Linked DNA regions of Homo sapiens: region 2 is linked to region 1. Evidence: read pairs that join two places in POLR2A ChIA-PET (ENCODE). Cell type or tissue: K562. All regions are shown on one strand. Each heading gives the region's core, and the rest is flanking DNA. Links, peaks and the distances in the headings are about the cores only.

What was found. ChIA-PET counts read pairs that join two places held together with the same protein. Peaks named below come from ENCODE experiments on the same cell type or tissue, not always from the same donor. Only the 100,000 strongest peaks of a DNase experiment are listed, where the experiment ranks them.
Region 2: POLR2A ChIA-PET joins it to region 1 with 5 read pairs; 2 of 35 experiments call an interaction of 5 or more read pairs at or near these places.

The regions. Positions count from the first base shown.
Region 1 is chr3:32,654,691-32,663,215 of GRCh38, forward strand. No RefSeq gene overlaps it. Among named protein-coding and RNA genes, the nearest start is that of CNOT10, 26 kb to the right of the region's middle. In K562, for the core only: no CTCF peak of the experiment used is centred there; no DNase peak of the experiment used is centred there; H3K27me3 peaks cover 1,588 bases.
Region 2 is chr3:32,843,501-32,852,025 of GRCh38, forward strand. The region is part of intron 1 of TRIM71 (tripartite motif containing 71); the gene reads left to right. Among named protein-coding and RNA genes, the nearest start is that of TRIM71, 30 kb to the left of the region's middle. RefSeq lists enhancers at 166-761, 3,805-4,385 and a silencer at 4,037-4,331. In K562, for the core only: no CTCF peak of the experiment used is centred there; a DNase peak (open chromatin) is centred at 4,941; H3K27me3 peaks cover 772 bases.

The DNA of each region.
Region 1 (8,525 bases), core at 1,932-5,931:
TTTGAGACAGAGTTTTGCTCTGTCGCCGAGGCTGGAGTGCTGTGGTGCAATCTCAGCTCACTGCAACCTCCACTTACCAGGTTCAAGCAATTCTCCTGCTTCGGCCTCCCGAGTAGCTGGGACTACAGGCACCTGCCACCATGCCTGGCTAATTTTTGTATTTTTAGTAGAGATGGGGTTTCACCATGTTGCCCAGGCTGGTCTTGAACTCCTGACCTTAAGTGATTCACCTGCCTCAGCCTCCCAAAGTGCTGGGATTACAGGCATGAGCCACCATACTTGGCCTCAGGTATGTCTTTATAGCAGTGTGAGAACAGACTAATACACCTGCCAAGCCATGAGGTGATGCATGTGCAGCAATCCATCATCAGGCGGTGGTGGTATATATGATACGGAATGAAGCATGCCTAGAACGCATAAGTAAGTCAGATAGGCACATGGCTCTGACTTGTTCAATATCTGCTCCTCCTTTGACACCTACTCTTGCTGCATTGCTGCCCCTCCATCAATCCACATCCATGGTCTTGTGTAGACTCTCCTATGACCAGCTTTGCCAAAAAGCTCACACCTGGCTTACAGATACGTCCATACAATGTATTGACTAATGGCTACTGGACAGTGCAAATATTGTATACTTTCATCATTGTAGAAAATTCTATTAGAAAGTGCTGACTCAATTTTGCTGATTGCATTCCTTCTGGTTTATTTAACGTGTTCTTCTGCCTTCCGAATTTTCTGTAGTTAGATCTAGAGGCTTAATCAACTTTCTTTTTGTTTGGTTTTATTTTGTTTTGTTTTGTCTATTTGCTTGCTTGATTGATTGATTTTTTGCAAGACTGCTTCATATTGTGTTCTTCAATTAGGAGGCACATAACAACTTTATCTCTCATGATCAGCTATTGATGACCAATAATAGATCAATTACTCCATTAGAGATTTACATGTAGTTATATTCTAATTTTTTCATTTCTTCTTTGTGTATCAGCTGGACTACTTCTATAAAGAACACTTCCACTTCCCCTCATCTACTATTTGGTGACATAGAGGTACTGTACCAAATAGTGGCATTGGAAAGGCAGCATACATACCTGATTCTCTACTTTTATTTTCAAGCTTTCCAAATGAGTTATTTTCTACCATCCTGCAACAGTGACTAAATAATTTGTTTCAGCAGCACTATAAACTCATGAATTTACATTTATTTTATGTGTTTCAATCCATTGCATTTTTTTTCTTTTCTTTTCTTTTTTTTTTTTTTTGAGACAGAGTCTCGCTCTGTCGCCCAGGCTGGAGTGCAGTGGCGCTTTCTCAGCTCACTGCAAGGTCCGCCTCCCGGGTTCATGCCATTCTCCTGCCTCAGCCTCCCGAACAGCTGGGACTACAGGCGCCCGTCACCACACCCAGCTAATTTTTTGTATTTTTTTAAAATAGAGATGGGGTTTCACCGTGTTAGCCAGGATGGAACCATCCACTGCATTTTTTAACACTCAGATTATCTCACATTTGACCGGTGCAACCTCTTTAAGTTGATTTCTGAATACTTTTGACACCAACCTCTTTGATAGCTTCCTTGAAAGCTGCTTTGACGAGATGCTCCAGGCTTATCTTGCATATTTCATTTTCTATCCCAGACTTGGAAGCAGCCATTTTCCCCAAAGAGTCTTGATTTTCCCGGTGTGAAATGGTCTTTGAAAACCATCCTCTGGGTGCTTAGGGTGCTCATTTCTCTTTGGTTTATCACTGTTTCTAGACCTTTTCAATGGGCAGATCTGGGAAATGTAGAGAGAAGAAAAAGACCAACAACCTCATAGAAAAATGGACTAGAGATTTTAAAAGACACTTCACAAGAAAAACAAATGCAATGTCCTTTAACCATATGAAAACATGCACAACCTTGTTCATAGTAACAGAAAGTTAAACTGATTCTGACAATTTCTCATCTCCCACACTGACAAAATGTAAAAGTTCGACAACAAACTCTCTTGGCAAGTTTGTGCAGAAACAGACACTCAAACATTGCTGGGGAAATGCAAACTAGTAAAGCCTATATGGAGGAATCTGTCTATATCTAGCACAGTTACATATGAATTCATTTTTTTAACCCAGGAATCTTATCTCTCAGACTCTATCTTAGAATACCCTGATGAAAATATGAAAAGGTATATGCACATAGCTACTCATTGCAGCACAAAAGATTGTGAAAACCATACAATGGCTATAACATAAGACATGATACATCTACACAATAGAATGCTATGCAGCTATAAAAAGGAATAAGGAAGAGTTGAAGATTTTTATAAGGGCTATGAAATGATGCCTAAGATAAACTGTTTTGTTTTGTTTTTTTGAGGTGGAGTTTTACTCTTTTGCCCAGGCTGGAGTGAAACAGTGCGATCTCGGCTAACTGCAACCTCCGCCCCCACGAGTTCAAGCGTTTCTCCTGCCTCAGCCTTCCCAGTAGCTGGGATTATAGGCACCTGCCACCACGCCTGGCTAATTTTTGTATTTTTTGTAGAGATAGGGTTTTACCACGTTGGGCAGGCTGGTCTCAAACTCCTGACCTCAGGTGATCCACCCACCTCAGTCTCCCAAAGTGCTAGGATTATAGGCTTGAGCCACCGTGCCCAGCCAGATAAATTGTAACACACAAAAAAGACCTGTGGAGAAAAGCATATAGAATGCACAACATTATATCTATACAGATAGAAGGGTTCAAATATGCATGTATGTGTATATGTATATGTATGTAATCAATATATAGTCAAATCTAGAGAAACTCTAGGCTGTCTGCTTTGAGTCCTGGAACTAATGAGAAAGAGCAGTTCTCTGCTGAAGATGCCTTCTGCTAGCATGTGAACTTGAGGTTTGTGGGGGTTCATGTTGCCACTATGCGGAAAGAGATTGCCTGAGAATGAAGCCAACAGGGAAAAAGGCAAAGGTAAACAATGAAGAGGAATTCTCAACTACATTATCTGAGCAACTGAGTCTAGTCAGCTCCACCCCTGCACCTTTCAATCATGTGAGTCAATAAATTCCAATTTGCATTACAACCATAGAATCCTGAATGATAGTGTATTACAGGATATTGGAAAAGTCTTGGGCACCACTTCAAATCCTCTTCCAGAGGTGAGCTGGAGCTGGCTTCCACCAGCTTATAAGAGCCCATTGTGCACATCTTACCCCTTCTATTCAGTGACATCACATTGGCAGCTTGAAATCGACCACAGTGGGAATATGCATGTGAAGGAAATTGGCAAATGCTACAGATCAGGGCTTCCTCCCAATTTTTGGAAGCTGGTCGTTAAGCATTTACTCACACACTCCCACACTACTGTCTTGGACTCTTTTTGTTTAAGCCACTGCTACAGTGACCACTTACAGGCTTCAACCAATATCTCACCAAGTTTTTCATCTCCTGCCCTGACCCTCTCTAAACCAATTCAGCACTTACATGGAGCAACTTCTGATTAACAGGGGCAGGAACTGATCCATAACTGTTTCCCCTTCTCATCCTAACTTGGAAAGTTTTGCTGGGTTTTTGTTTTTTGTTTTTTGCTTTTTGTTTTCAAGACAGGGTCTCACTCTGTTACCCAGGCTGGAGTGCACTGGGGCACCATCACAGCTCACTGCAGCCTCAACTCCCTGGGTTCAAGTGATCCTCCCGTCTCAGCCTTTGAAGTACTGGGACTACAGGAATGTACCACCATGCCAGGCTAATTTTTAAATTTTTTGTAGGGACAGGGTCTGACTATGTTGCCCTGGCTGACCTTGAACTCCTGGCCTCAAACCATCCTCACGCCTCACCTCAGCTGGAAAAACATACTGTAGAAACACACTGAATTTCTGCAGTGTGTATACAAATTACTATCTACAGATGAATCTGAGGTTTATGATCAGAGAACAAGATACATAAGCAGTCAGTAATGCTGAAATGAATTTACAAACCGACGTAAAATTGGCTTATTCCACAGAGAGAAGGAATTCAATTTTATTACCGCCTGTTAAAATGTATCTCTCTGTGGGCCGTGACTCTTTCTATTGACCTATTGCTTTTCATTTTCTAATTTTATCCATTAGCCAGCCTCCTTCTGACCTGGAGTCAGGGTGACAGTCTTGTTTGGTGACTGCTCCACATAGCTAACTTCAACCACTGTCTTTTATTTGCCAAATTCTGAATAAAGTCAGAGGCTTATATAGTTTCTGCAGTGTGTATACAAAGTACTATCTACAGATAAATCTGAGGTTTATGATCAGAGAACAAGATTTGTTTTGTTTTGTTTTGAGATGGAGTCTTGCTTTTGTCCTCCAGGCTGGAGTGCAGTGGCGCAATCTCGGCTCACTGCAACCTCCTCCTCCCTGGTTCAAGCGATTCTCGTGCCTCAGCCTCCAAGTAGCTGGGATTACAGGCACACACCACCACACCCAGCTAATTTTTCTATTTTTAGTAGAGACAGGGTTTCATCATGTTGGCCAGGCTGGTCTTGAACTCCTGACCTGAAGTGATCCATCTGCCTCAGCTTCCCAAAGTGCTGGGATTACAGGTGTGAGCCACTGCGCCCGGCCAAGATTTGTTGATAATCTCACAAACCAAAAGTAGATTAACACTAAGTATCTTTGTGCACCTTGTTGGTTTCTCACCTTCTGTTTTCTCTCAAAAGAGTTAAATAGGCTGGGTGCGGTGGCTCATGCCTTTAATCCCACCACTTTGGGAGGCCGAGGCGGGCAGATCATGAGGTCAGGAGATCAAGACCGTCCTGGCTAACACGGTGAAACCCCGTCTCTACTAAAAAATACACAAAAAATTAGTCGGGCGCGGTGGCAGGTGCCTGTAGGCTGAGGCAGGAGAATGATGTGAACCCAGGAGGCGGAGCTTGCAGTGGGCCGAGATCGCACCACCGCACTCCAGCCTGGGTGACAGAGCGAGACTCCATCTCAAAAAAAAAAAAAAAAAAAGAGTTAAATGGAATACAAACCAGCAGGGAACTCCCACATCAGTTACCAGGGTTCTGCTATCTCTCACTAAAGCTAACAAGACTGTCAATCCCCCTCTCCCTAACCTCTAGTTTGAAAATCCCCCCTACTTTATAATACTTTGCCAGGGGCTAAACCCTTCATAGAAGACAGGTGTAAGGTACAGAGACCTTGACACATACTTCAGGCTGATAGGTGTTTCCAATCAAGAATGGTAGACGTCATTTCTGTATCTTGGCAAATGTGAATAATGCTGCAATGCACATGGAAGTGCAAATATCTCTTCAATGTTCAGATTTCTTTTATTTTTATTTATTTATTCTTTTGTTTATTTTTTGAGACAGAGTCTCACTCTGTCACCCAGGCTGGAGTACAATGGTATGATCATGGCTCATTGCAACCTCCACCTCCCAGGCTCAAGTGATTCTCCCTTCTCAGCCTCCCGAGCAGCTCGGATTACAAGTACACACCACCACACCCAGCTAATTTTTGTATTTATTTTGTAGATAGGGTTTCACCATGTTGCCCAGACTGGTCTCAAACCCCTGGGCTGAAGCAATCCACCCACCTTGGCCTCCCAAAGTGCTGGGATTTGCAGGCGTGAGCCACTGCGTCCAGCAATGTACAGATTTCAATTCTTTTGTTTTATTTTTATTTTTATTTTTTTGAGATGGAATCTCACTCTGTTGCCCAGGTTGGAGTGGAGTGGTGTGATCTCAGCTCACCACAACCTCCACCTCCCAGGTTCAAGTGGTTCTCCTGCCTCAGCCTCCCAAGTAGCTGGGATTACAGGTGCCTGCCATACACCTGGCTAATTTTTGTATTTTTAGTTGAGACGGGTTTTCACCATGTTGGCCAGGCTGGTCTTGCACTCCCAACCTCAAGTGATCTGCCTGCCTCAGCCTCCCAAAGTGCTGGGATTGCAGGCGTGAGCCACCGTGCCAGGCCAATTCCTTTGGATATATACCCAGTAGTGAGATTTCTGGATCATATGATAATCCCATTTTTAGTTTTTTGAGGAACCTCCATACTGATTTCCATAGTTGCTGTACTAATTTACATTCTCACCAATAATATACAAGGGTTACCTTTTACTCCACCACTTGTTATTGTTCTTTTTTTTTTTCTTTTTTAGGTAGGGTCTCCTTCTTCCACTCAGGCTGGAGTGTGGTGACGCAATCATCTCACTGCAACCGTACCTCCTGACCTCAAGGGATCCTCCTGCCTCAGCCTTCTGAGTAGCTGGGACTACAGGCACATGCCACTGCACCTGGCTAATTTTTAAATTTTTATAGAGATGGAGTCTCACTCTGTTGCCTAGTCTGATCTTGAATTCCTGGGCTCAAGCGATCCTCCCACCTCAGCCTACCAAAGTGCTGGGATTACAGGCCTGAGCTACTACGCCTTGCCCTCTTTTGTCTTTTTGATAATAGCCATTCTCACAGATGTGGGTTGATATCTTATCATGGTTTTCATCAAGGGATAAATGGATACAGAAAACATGAGATATATTGCAGCCATAAAAAATAATGAGTTCATGTCCTTTGCAGGGATATGGATGAAGCTGGAAACCATCATACATCAGCAAACTAACACAGAAACAGAAAACCAAACACCGCATGTTGACACTCATAAGTGGGAGTTGAACAATGAGAACACATAGACACAGGGAGCGGAACATCACACACCGCGGGATCGGGGGCAAGGGGAGGGAGAGCATTAGGACAAATAACTAATGCATGCTGGGCTTAAAACCTAGATGATGAGTTGATAGGTGCAGCGAACCACCATGGCACATGTATACCTATGTAACAAAACTGCACATTCTGCACATGTATCCCAGAACTTAAAGTAAAATAAAATAAAAATAAAAATAAAAAAATAGGCCAGGAGCGGTGGCACACACCTGTAATCCCAGCACTTTGGGAGGCCGATGGGGGTGGATCACCTGAGGTCAGAAGTTCGTGACCAGCCTGACTAACGTGGTGAAACCCCGTCTCTACTAAATACAAAAAAATTAGATGGGCGTGGTGGCACATGCCTGTAATCCAAGCTACTTGGAAGGCTAAGACAGGAGAATTGCTTGTACCTGGGAGGCGGGGGTTGCAGTGAGCCAAGATCATGCCATTGCACTCCAGCCTGGGCAACAAGAGCAAACTCCATCTCAAAAAACAAATAAATAGGTAAATAAATAAATAAGTAAAAATGTGAGATATATACACAATAAAATACTATTCAGCCCCCAAAAAAAGAAAAGAAAATTTTGTCATTTGTGGCAACTTGGATGAAGCTGGAGGACATTATGCTAAGTGCACTAAGCCAGGAACAGAAAAACAAATAACCCATGATCTCACTTGTATGTGGAGCTAATAGAAGTAGAGAGTCGAATGGTGATTACCAGGGGCTGAGGGGAGGGAGTGGAGAGGGAAACAACTGTTAATTGAAGGGCACAAAGGTTCAGTCTGGCAAGAAGAGTAAGTTCTAGTGAGCTACCCCACAGCATGGTGACTATAGTTAATAATAGTGGATTATGTCTTTCAAAATTGCTCAGTGAGGAGATTTTCAGTGTTCTTATCACAAAGAAATAAGTATGTGAGGTGACGGATATGTTAATTAGCCTGATTTAATCATTCTACAATGTATTCATGTTTCATAACATCACAGTTTACCCCATAAATATATACAGTTATTATCAGTCAATTAAAAATGAAATATGGCCCGGCATGGTGGCTCATACCTGTAATCCCAGCACTTTGGGAGGCCAAAGCAGGCAGATTGCTTGAGTCCAGGAGTTCGAGACCAGCCTGGGCAACATGGAACATGGTGAAACCCTGTCTCTACAAAAACAAACAAACAAAAATTAGCTGGACATGGAGGTGCATTCCTGTAATCCTAACTACTAGGGAAGCTGAAGTGGGAGGATGGCTTGAGCCTAGAGGGTTGAGGCTGCAGTGAGCTGTGAGCATGCCATTGCACTCCAGCCTGGGCAACAGAGTGAGGCTCTGTCTCAAAAAAAAAAAAAAAAAAAAAAAAGAAATAAAATATAAGGGACATGAAATAAAGCAAATTACCATGACAGGAAGTCAGGTAACAAGCCTTGCCAGTCTACAAGTGCTTTGGGACAAGATGTAGGGACAGCTGAGTGGGATTTCCCAGCATTTCCTGCAATTGAGCAAGGTTCAACTGCTTGCAAGGTTAATGAAATATGGCTAGTCACCAAAGGAAGTTAAACAGTAGCAAAGATCCAAAACAAAGTTACCTGCAGGAGAAGATACCTAGGTTTATTTCCATTTGCATTATTTGCTATAAATAGTGAGGCCTTGGCCTCCTTGTACCACCCTAAGGAAAAGGACTATTGTTCTTTCTTTGGTTTTATTGATAAATGAAAGAGCAAAGGTGGAAGGTGTACCCACAGTCGGTAAAATTCTCAGACTGAACCAGCTGGACTGAGGAAGAGAAACAAGAGATGGTATGCATAGGGATATCTGGTAGTCCAGACAGAAGTAAGTGAGAGAAGAGATATTTCTTCTCTGAAATATATCAGAAAGATAGTG
Region 2 (8,525 bases), core at 3,093-7,092, 190 kb after region 1:
TTAATCTTTATTAGTGGCAAAAGAGCTCTGGGAAGGAAATCTGGGCAGGCATCACCTCTCCTGCTAGCAGGTCCCCCTCCCTTTCCCTGCCAGCTAATCCCCGTGCCTCCCATTCTGCAGGGTTTTAATTAACTGTGTTTAATCTTCCCCGGGAAGCAGGCTTAATGCCCGCCTGCGTGCTTATCCCGTTACCCGCTGGGTTTTCTGTTCCAGCCCAGCCAAGGACAAGTAACATTCTGGAGGAGTCTTCGCCCAAGGGCCATTAGCTGAGGGAACCTCCCTGAGCTCCTTTCCTGTCGTGCTGCTTTCTGGGAAGGTGCAGAGCCGGCCCAGAAAGCAAACCAGGGTGTGGGCAAGGGTTAATCTGGGCCCTGCCCGCCCACCCTGCCTTTGTGGAGGAGCTCCATAAATCCTGCTGGATTTAATGTTATGCAAATAACTCCAGATAAACGCACTTTTTTCTGGTTAGAGTCTCAAGATGTTTTAATGTGAACTATAGAGAAAATAAGTGTCCTAAAAACTATGAGAGCCGAAGTATTTTACGGGGAAATTATCTGTAGTGACTGCCCACTATGTGCTTACCCATGCTTTCTCGCGTCGTCGTTATTTTGTGTGGTTGTGTAAATCAGCCCTTCCCTGGTTAACAATGACCTGGGAGTTGGTTAGCCCTGGGGCTCCCTACCCCATGGAGATTCTGATTCTCTAAAACTGGGGTGGGGCTCAAATTTGCATCTTTAACAAGTACCTCTGGGGATTCTAATGCTGGTGGCCCCTTTGAGAAACAGATTTAAATGTTGCCCTAGGAGGAAGAGGGGATTTTAGGTCACAACAGAGTTCTCAGCACACTGTTTTGTTTTGTGAATTGGCATTTTACCCAATTGTCAGTCATAACTTCACTTTTATTCCCTTTCCCTGAGACTGGGTCTCGGCCTGTCACTCAGGCTAGAGTGCAGTGGCGTGATCACAGCTCACCGGAGCCTCGGCCTCCCAGACTCAAGCAATCCTTCTGCCTCAGCCTCTGGCGTAGCTAGGAGTACAGGCACTCTCCACCATGCCTAGCTAACTTTAAAAAATTTTGTAGAGAGCGTCTCACCAGTGACCCACCGAGCCTGGCCAATCATAACTTTTCTATTTCATTTTAAATGATATCTCCTGAGTTGTAAATTGGTAGACCTGTATTATTATCAGATGCCCTGGTGGGTTTAAGCAGCCTGTGATAATAATGAAGCTTTAACTTAGCTGATGAAGTCGGTTAACCAACTTCAAGCCATAACAATTCCTAGAATATTGAATCAACCTTTAGCCATCCCCCTCCTCTGAGCCACCTTGAAAAGATAGCCAGTGGAGACATTGTATTTCTAAGAAGCCATTCCGTACTTCCAAAGTTCCCCAATTTTAATGACATTGGGATGGAAATTCAAATTAAGACAAGGTAATGAAGACTGAGTTTTTGGGCTGAATTTGAGCGAAACTCCCCAAAGTTGTTTCATGTGGGACTCTGCCTTCAACACAAACAAGGACAGCTAGAACTAGGTGAGGCTGTGCATCTGAGGGCCTTGCCAGGTCTTCCCTTCTGGTTTCACCTCTAGTTGGCATCTCTCTCTAAATGGAGCTGAACAGGAGCCACCTGGAGGCTTTCCAGGTACCTGTCTGGATTGTATAAAAACAGCTAATGCTGTGCTGTGGAGGGGAGTACAGTAATTTTCAGACAGAGCTGAAATGTTTGTGGCTGTGTCTCCCAGACCATGCCAGGGCTTCCATTTCACTCCCAGGGTTAATTGGGTGAAAATGTGGGAGACACATGGCTCAAACCCACAGAAAGCTTGCAAAGATGTAGGAATCCCCAGGAGCCAGGGCAAAAAGGATGAAAGAGAAGAAGGTGTTTAGTATATTCAGGAGTCCCCACTGTCCCTCATCTGGCTGAGCAGCTCCTGCCACCACACCATGAACAGTCTTGCTGCCACCTGGCTTGGCAGCCCTCCTTCCCTCTAGCGGGTTTGCAAGGAGTCTTCAGTTTGGGGGTTACTCTGGGGGTTACTCACAGGTACAAACCCTTTCTTTAACTCAGTGGTCACTAGGTAAATGAGATCATATGATATTATAAGCCAGTTGTATGTATTGTTAATGACAGTATGCCCTGTGAGAGAACAAAGGGCCTTGGGATCTTTCATGAGGTTACTGGGTCAAATTGCCATGCGACCTAGGCCAAGTTTGGATCTTTTTTTTTTTTTGAAACAGAGTCTCTCTGTCACCCAGGCTGGAGTGCAATGGAGTGATCTCAGCTCACTGCAACCTCTGCAACCTCCGCCTCCCGGGTTCAAGTGATTCTCCTGTCTCAGCCTCCCGAGTAGCTGGGATTACAGGCACCTGCCACCAAGCCTGGCTAATTTTTGTATTTTTAGTAGAGACAGGGTTTCGCCATGTTGGCCAGGCTGGTCTCGATCTCCTGACCTTAGGTGATCCACCTGGCAGTTTGCATCCTTTTTTAAAAAACGGAGTTGGAGACTATGGCTCACTAGCTTGTGCATTTATTTATTATGTTTTTGGATGGGAAACTAACTTGGTAAGCCACTTTTTTTTTTTTTTTTTTTTTGAGATGGAGTCTCGCTCTGTCGCCCAGGCTGGAGTGCAGTGGCGCGATCTTGGCTCGCTGCAAGCTCCGCCTCCCGGGTTCACAGGATTCTCCTGCCTCAGCCTCCTGAGTAGCTGGGACTACAGGCGCCTACCACCATGCCTGGCTAATTTTTTGTATTTTTAGTAGAGACAGGGTTTCACCGTGTTAGCCAGGATGGTCTCGATCTCCTGACCTTGTGATCCACACGCCTCAGCCTCCCAAAGTGCTGGGATTACAGGCGTGAGCCACTATGCCTGGCCACCACTTCTTATTTTTAAATTGGCATAATAACTGTATATGTTTAGGGGGTACAATGTGATGTTTGGTATATACATACATTGTGGAATGATTATATTAAGGTAATTAACTTAGATACTTATGTTTTTTGTAATGATAATGTTTAAAATATTTAAAATCTGTTCTCAATACATCATTAACAACTGTGGTCACCATGCTGTGCATTAGCTCTTGAAAACTTAAGTCTTCCTGTCTAACTGAAACTTTTAACCGACATCTCCCCTTGCCCCTCCCCTGCACCCACCCCTGTCCCCAGCCCCCCGCTCCAACCCCAGCCTCTGATATTCTACTCTCTACTTCTACTCTAGTTCTCTTCTCTCTACTTCTATGAGATTAGCTTTTTTAGATTCCATATATAAGTGACATCATGTGGTGTCTGTCTTTCTGTGCCTGGCTTGTTTCACTTAGCATAATAACCTCCAGTTTCATCCCAGTTGTTGCAAATGACAGGATTTCCTTCCTTTTAAAGGCTGAATAGTATTCACCCATGCATATATGGCACATTTTGCTGTCTTGTAAACAATGCTGCAGTGAATATGAGAGGACAGATAGCTCTTTGACATACTGATTTCAGTTATTTGGGGTATATATACCCAGAAGTGGGATTGCTGGATCATGTGGAAGTTCTGTTTTTGTTTTGTTTTGTTTGAGTTTCTGTCACCCAGGCTGGAGTGCAGTGGCACCATCTCTGCAACCTCCGCCTCCCAGGTTCAAGCGATTCTCCTGCCTTATGCTCTGGAGCAGCTTGGACTACAGGCTCTCGCCGCCAGGTCCAGCAATTTTTTTTTTTTTTTTTTTTTTTGAGACTGAGTTTTGCTCTTGTTGCCCAGGCTGGAGTGCAATGGCGCAATCTCAGCACACCGCAACCTCCGCGTCCCGGGTCCAAGTGATTCTCCTGCCTCCACCTCCCGAGTAGCTGGGATTACAGGCACGTGCCACCATGTCCCGCTAATTTTGTATTTTTAGTAGAGAGAGGTTTCTCCACGTTGGTCAGGCTGGTCTCAAACTCCCGACTTCAGGTGATCCGCCTGCCTTGGCCTCCCAAAGTGCCGGGATTACAGGTGTGAGCCACCGCACCCAGCCAGGGTAGTGCTGTTTTTAACTTTCTGAGGAACCTCTGTGCCCTTGGCTCCATAATGGCTGTACTAACTTTAAGGTTGTGCATTTTAAATGAGTTGATACAGGGAAGCATCCAGGCCAGTGCCTGACTTACTGTATCCTTACATTTGGCAAGTACACATTGACTATCTGTCTTGAGCTCAGCTTTGTGCTCAGTTAAATGCAGGCCTTTCCATATGTGACAAATGAATGTGCTGACAAGCAGAGATTCGCCTGGAGTTGGCCTCCTCCCACATTTGCCTCTGAGTCTTGGCTTAGCTGGCTCTCAATATGGGGCTGGTTTTTTGTTTTGTTTTGGGAGTGTAATGTTTTATATATTTATGGGCTCAACCAACTGTGGATTGAAAATATTAGAAATAAGGCAATAAAAATTTCAAATGCAGTATAGTTATTGACATAATATTTACATTGTACTAGATATTCATAACCAATCTAGAAATGATTTAAAGTATATGGGAGGATGTTCATGGGTTGTCTGCAAATACTACACCATTTATATAAGGAACTTGAGTATCCTTGGATTTTGGTATCCAAGGGGGTCCTGGACACGCAGTCTTCCACAGATAACGAGAGACGACTGTACTTTATACAAGCATGGCAAAGAGCCACTTAATACTGTGTGACCTCATGTGAGTTAATCTCTTTGCCTTAGATTTTTAATTTGTTAAATAGAAATGATAGGTAGATACTTATGCTATACTGTGCGCATGATGAAATGCACAGATCTGAATATATGGTGAGTTTTGACAGTTGTGCACCCCAGGGTAGTGTGCATTTCTTTCTGCCCTCTTAGTTCTACAGGTCAGAGGAATCCTGCCAAGGGAGTTTTGCAAGGTCTGGCCCATAAACTCTTATCTTGTCTGCAGAAGTCAGCTGGTCTTGTCACTTCTTTCCCTGATAACCACCCCTCTTCCCTGGAGGGGTGGGGGCCTGAATCATCAGGGCATGAAGCCGTTGTGGAAGGTTCCCTCCGAAGAAATAAGGGGATTGTCTTTGCTAATTCTCTGCTATCTCTTTATCTCATATTTCTTAATACTGTTTTCTTTTTATGGTTCTTTTTGGGAAACGAGGCTCAAAAATACCCCTAGTTTTGTCTATGATTAGGGTCCTGAGGTTATTTTTCCCTTGAGCCAGGCAGTTTTAAAATGCCTGATGCCTCTTCATTTTTGCCCTTTAAAACACCAGCCTTGGCCAGCTGAATGAAACCTGGGGCAGTGGCCAGGCTGTGGACCCAGTGGAGTCTGGGGATGGCGGGAATCACCTTGGTTAGCTGAGACTTGAGGTCACAGGACAACCAGAAAGCTGAGCTTTCATGTGGTAGTGTCATGGAGCAGTGGAAACTTGTGGATTTCAGAGCCCTGCCAGACACATCCCTAAGCCCCTAAACCCCAATCCCTCACCCCTATTCAATGAGTTCCCTGAAGCTCTGGGGGTCTAGGGTTGGAGAGAGGTTAAGATGATATTTAAATTTTTTCAAACACTCTTATTTTAGGAAATGGGAAAACATGGGATCCTGGCCCTGGGCAGTCAGGGGAGCCTTAAGCTGGGGGTACTAAGTGGACAGGGGACTTAAGGGCATGATAACTGCAAGTGAATTTAAAAAGCTGTTATGTTGGAAAATAAGCCCCTCAGTTTGGATGGATAAGGTCAGAAGGAACCCAGTCTTGTGGAGCTACTACTTGGTAGTTAAACATTGTTTCATGGTGAAGGTAGAGCGAGTTCATTTACCTGCCTTAGATTAGAAACGCTGGCACTGCAGTTTCCCCCAGGACTAATTTTTAAACAGTGTGGTTAGAGGAAGGATCTTGCATAGGGCCTGGAGTTTTTTTGGTTTTTTTTTTCTTTTGAGACAGAGCCTTGCTCTGTTACCCAGGCTGGAATGTAATGGTGCGATCTGAGCTCACTGCAACCTCGGCCTCCAGGCTTCAAGCAGTTCTCCTGCCTCAGCTTCCCCAGTAGCTGGGATTACAGGCGTGCACCACCACGTCCAGCTAATTTTTGTATTTTTAGTAGAGATGGGGTTTTGTCATGTTGGCTGGGCTGGTCTCGAACTCCTGGCCTCAAGTGATCCACCCGCCTCAGCCTCCCAAAGTGCTGGGATTTACAGGCGTGAGCCTGGCCTAGGGCCTGGAGTTCTAATCCTTATTTCTTAATTAAACTGTGGCTGTTTTACCAGGTAAACAAGCCTCCTTCCCCTTCCACTTTTTTTGTCCGGTGGGGTAAGAGTTGGGTGCATTGGCTATGGATTCTTAACTTTTTTGTCAAGAACCCCTTTAAGAATCTGACCTGTGTACTTTCTCTCCAGAAAGAACTGCACGCTCAAAATTTTGCACACTAATTGAGGGGTTGCCAGGCCCTGAGATTGTCACAAGTTGTGCACACAAATTGAAGGTAGCTCCTATCTAGCTCCTAAGATTGTGTGGCTCAAAGCGTTCTTGGGGTATGTCTTCAGTGTCTTTCAAAGCAAGATAGTCATCTGTTAATTATGTATTGCCAAAAATGAAACAAAACCCCACGCATCTGGATGGTTTCAGAATTTAGGCCCTGTGGCATGGAGGTTCGTTGTCTTCCAGTCTCCCTCCGTTCCGTGCCTCTTTTCCAAAGGCAGGTAGTGGGACAGAAAGGTGTTGAGGCATCTGAGTTTAAAATACTAATCCTGTGGCAAATCTAGGGTTTTCTATAGGAGGATGTGGTGGTTAGCGGGTGAAGTTTGCATTGCTAATTGGGAATACAGATTTTTTTTTGTGTGCAATTCTCTAAAAGCAAGCATTAGGGAGGGTGAAAAGCTAAGAGGAAATTGTTTCCCAAAGGATTTTTGCAAAAGGCATTTCCCTTCCCCCTCCTCTTGTGTTTGACCTATTTATGTACTTTCAGAGTGTTGATGTCATAGTATTTCAAAGGGATATTGTATGTCTTGACTGGTAACTGCTTTTAAATAGGCCCAAAATACTCCGTCCTCCATTAATGATCAGCATGGCTCCCTCCAGGAATGGAAATTGTCAGATTGTCATAGAATGTTTTAGTCATCCTGATGACTAGAGTCATTCTCTCTCCTGCTTAATTCTCGACCTTCTTTTGCAACCACTGGAACATAACAGCAAATAAAAATAACCTTTAAGGAAGACTAGCTTGTGTAGATGAACATTCTTTGAATTTTAAGCTGAAATACTGAGTGCAGGATGGAGAGAACGCTGCTAAGCAGGGTATCTTGACCGGCTTGTTAGTGAGGGTTTTGTAGGGGGGACCATTCGCTGCCCTATCCGCCTGTTTCTCTTGTGGGATTAATCATTTCCTTTTGACCTTGTGCTCTGCCCCTAACATGTTGCATTGATCAGATCCCGAAATCTCAAGTCATTCTCCACCCCCACCACCCACCTCATTCTAATGAGACATCCTGAGGTGCAGGTTGGGGAGGGGTTTAAATAGAAAAGGTGTTCTCTATCAAAATACACAAAATGAAAAACAAATTATTATTTTTCAAAACAAGCCTCTCCACTTTCCTGTTTTGTTTTCTTATGGTTCTGTCAAGCTTTTTAGAAAGCTCCGCTTTCTCACTGTGACTATGGAAATGTTACTGGTTCAGCTTACACATTTTAAAACCTTGTGTTTCTCGGGCTGTGGGGAAAAAAGTTTGTTCTTTTTGATAAGCCTTACGTCTCAATTTCCTCCTCACTCTCACTTTTTAGAAAATTTCTTAAGTAGATGGTGAAATTTGAATTTCAGGCTACAATTAGTAAAAGAACTGAATACAGTTGGTAATAGAGTGGAATACAATGAACAAATGGCCAAGCCAATGAGGAGGATAAGGAGAATATGCAGAATTCACTGATTGGTATATTTCTCTCCTTAACTGAATCCACCCAGCTAAGTTCTTTGAAGACTTAGCGTTGTCCTCCTCACCTTTAATTAATGAAAGTGAACTGGCAAACTGGAAACTTTGTTTTTTGTTTTTGTTTTTGTTTTTTTTGAGACAGTCTTGCTCTGTCGCCAAGGCTGTAGTTACAGTGGTGTGATCTCAGCTCACTGCTACCGTCGCCTCCCAGGTTCAAGCGATTTTCCTGCCTCAGCCTCCCGAGTAGCTGGGATTACAAGTGCCCGCCACTACGCCTGGCTAATTGTTGTATTTTTAGTAGAGATGGGGCTTCACCATGTTGGCCAGGCTGGTCTCTAACTCCTAATCTCAGGTGGTCTGCCTGCCTTGGCCTCCCAAAGTGCTGGGTTTACAGGTTTGAGCCACCACGCCCTGCCTGAACTGGCAACTTTGAAAGGGTTGGGGCAGTTCTACTGTGTGACATTAATCTTGGGAAACTTAATTATTTCAAACTTAAATTTCAGGTGGCAAAACAGGTCTGAAGAGTATCAAAATTGCAAAAGAGAGAAAGGAAAGCTGATGTTATCACTTAGGCATAGCAACAGCTTTCTTTTGTGGGGTAGGCAGGAAAGGAATTTTCTGTTCACTTCCCACTTGGGAACAACTATTCAGGAGAGAGAAGTA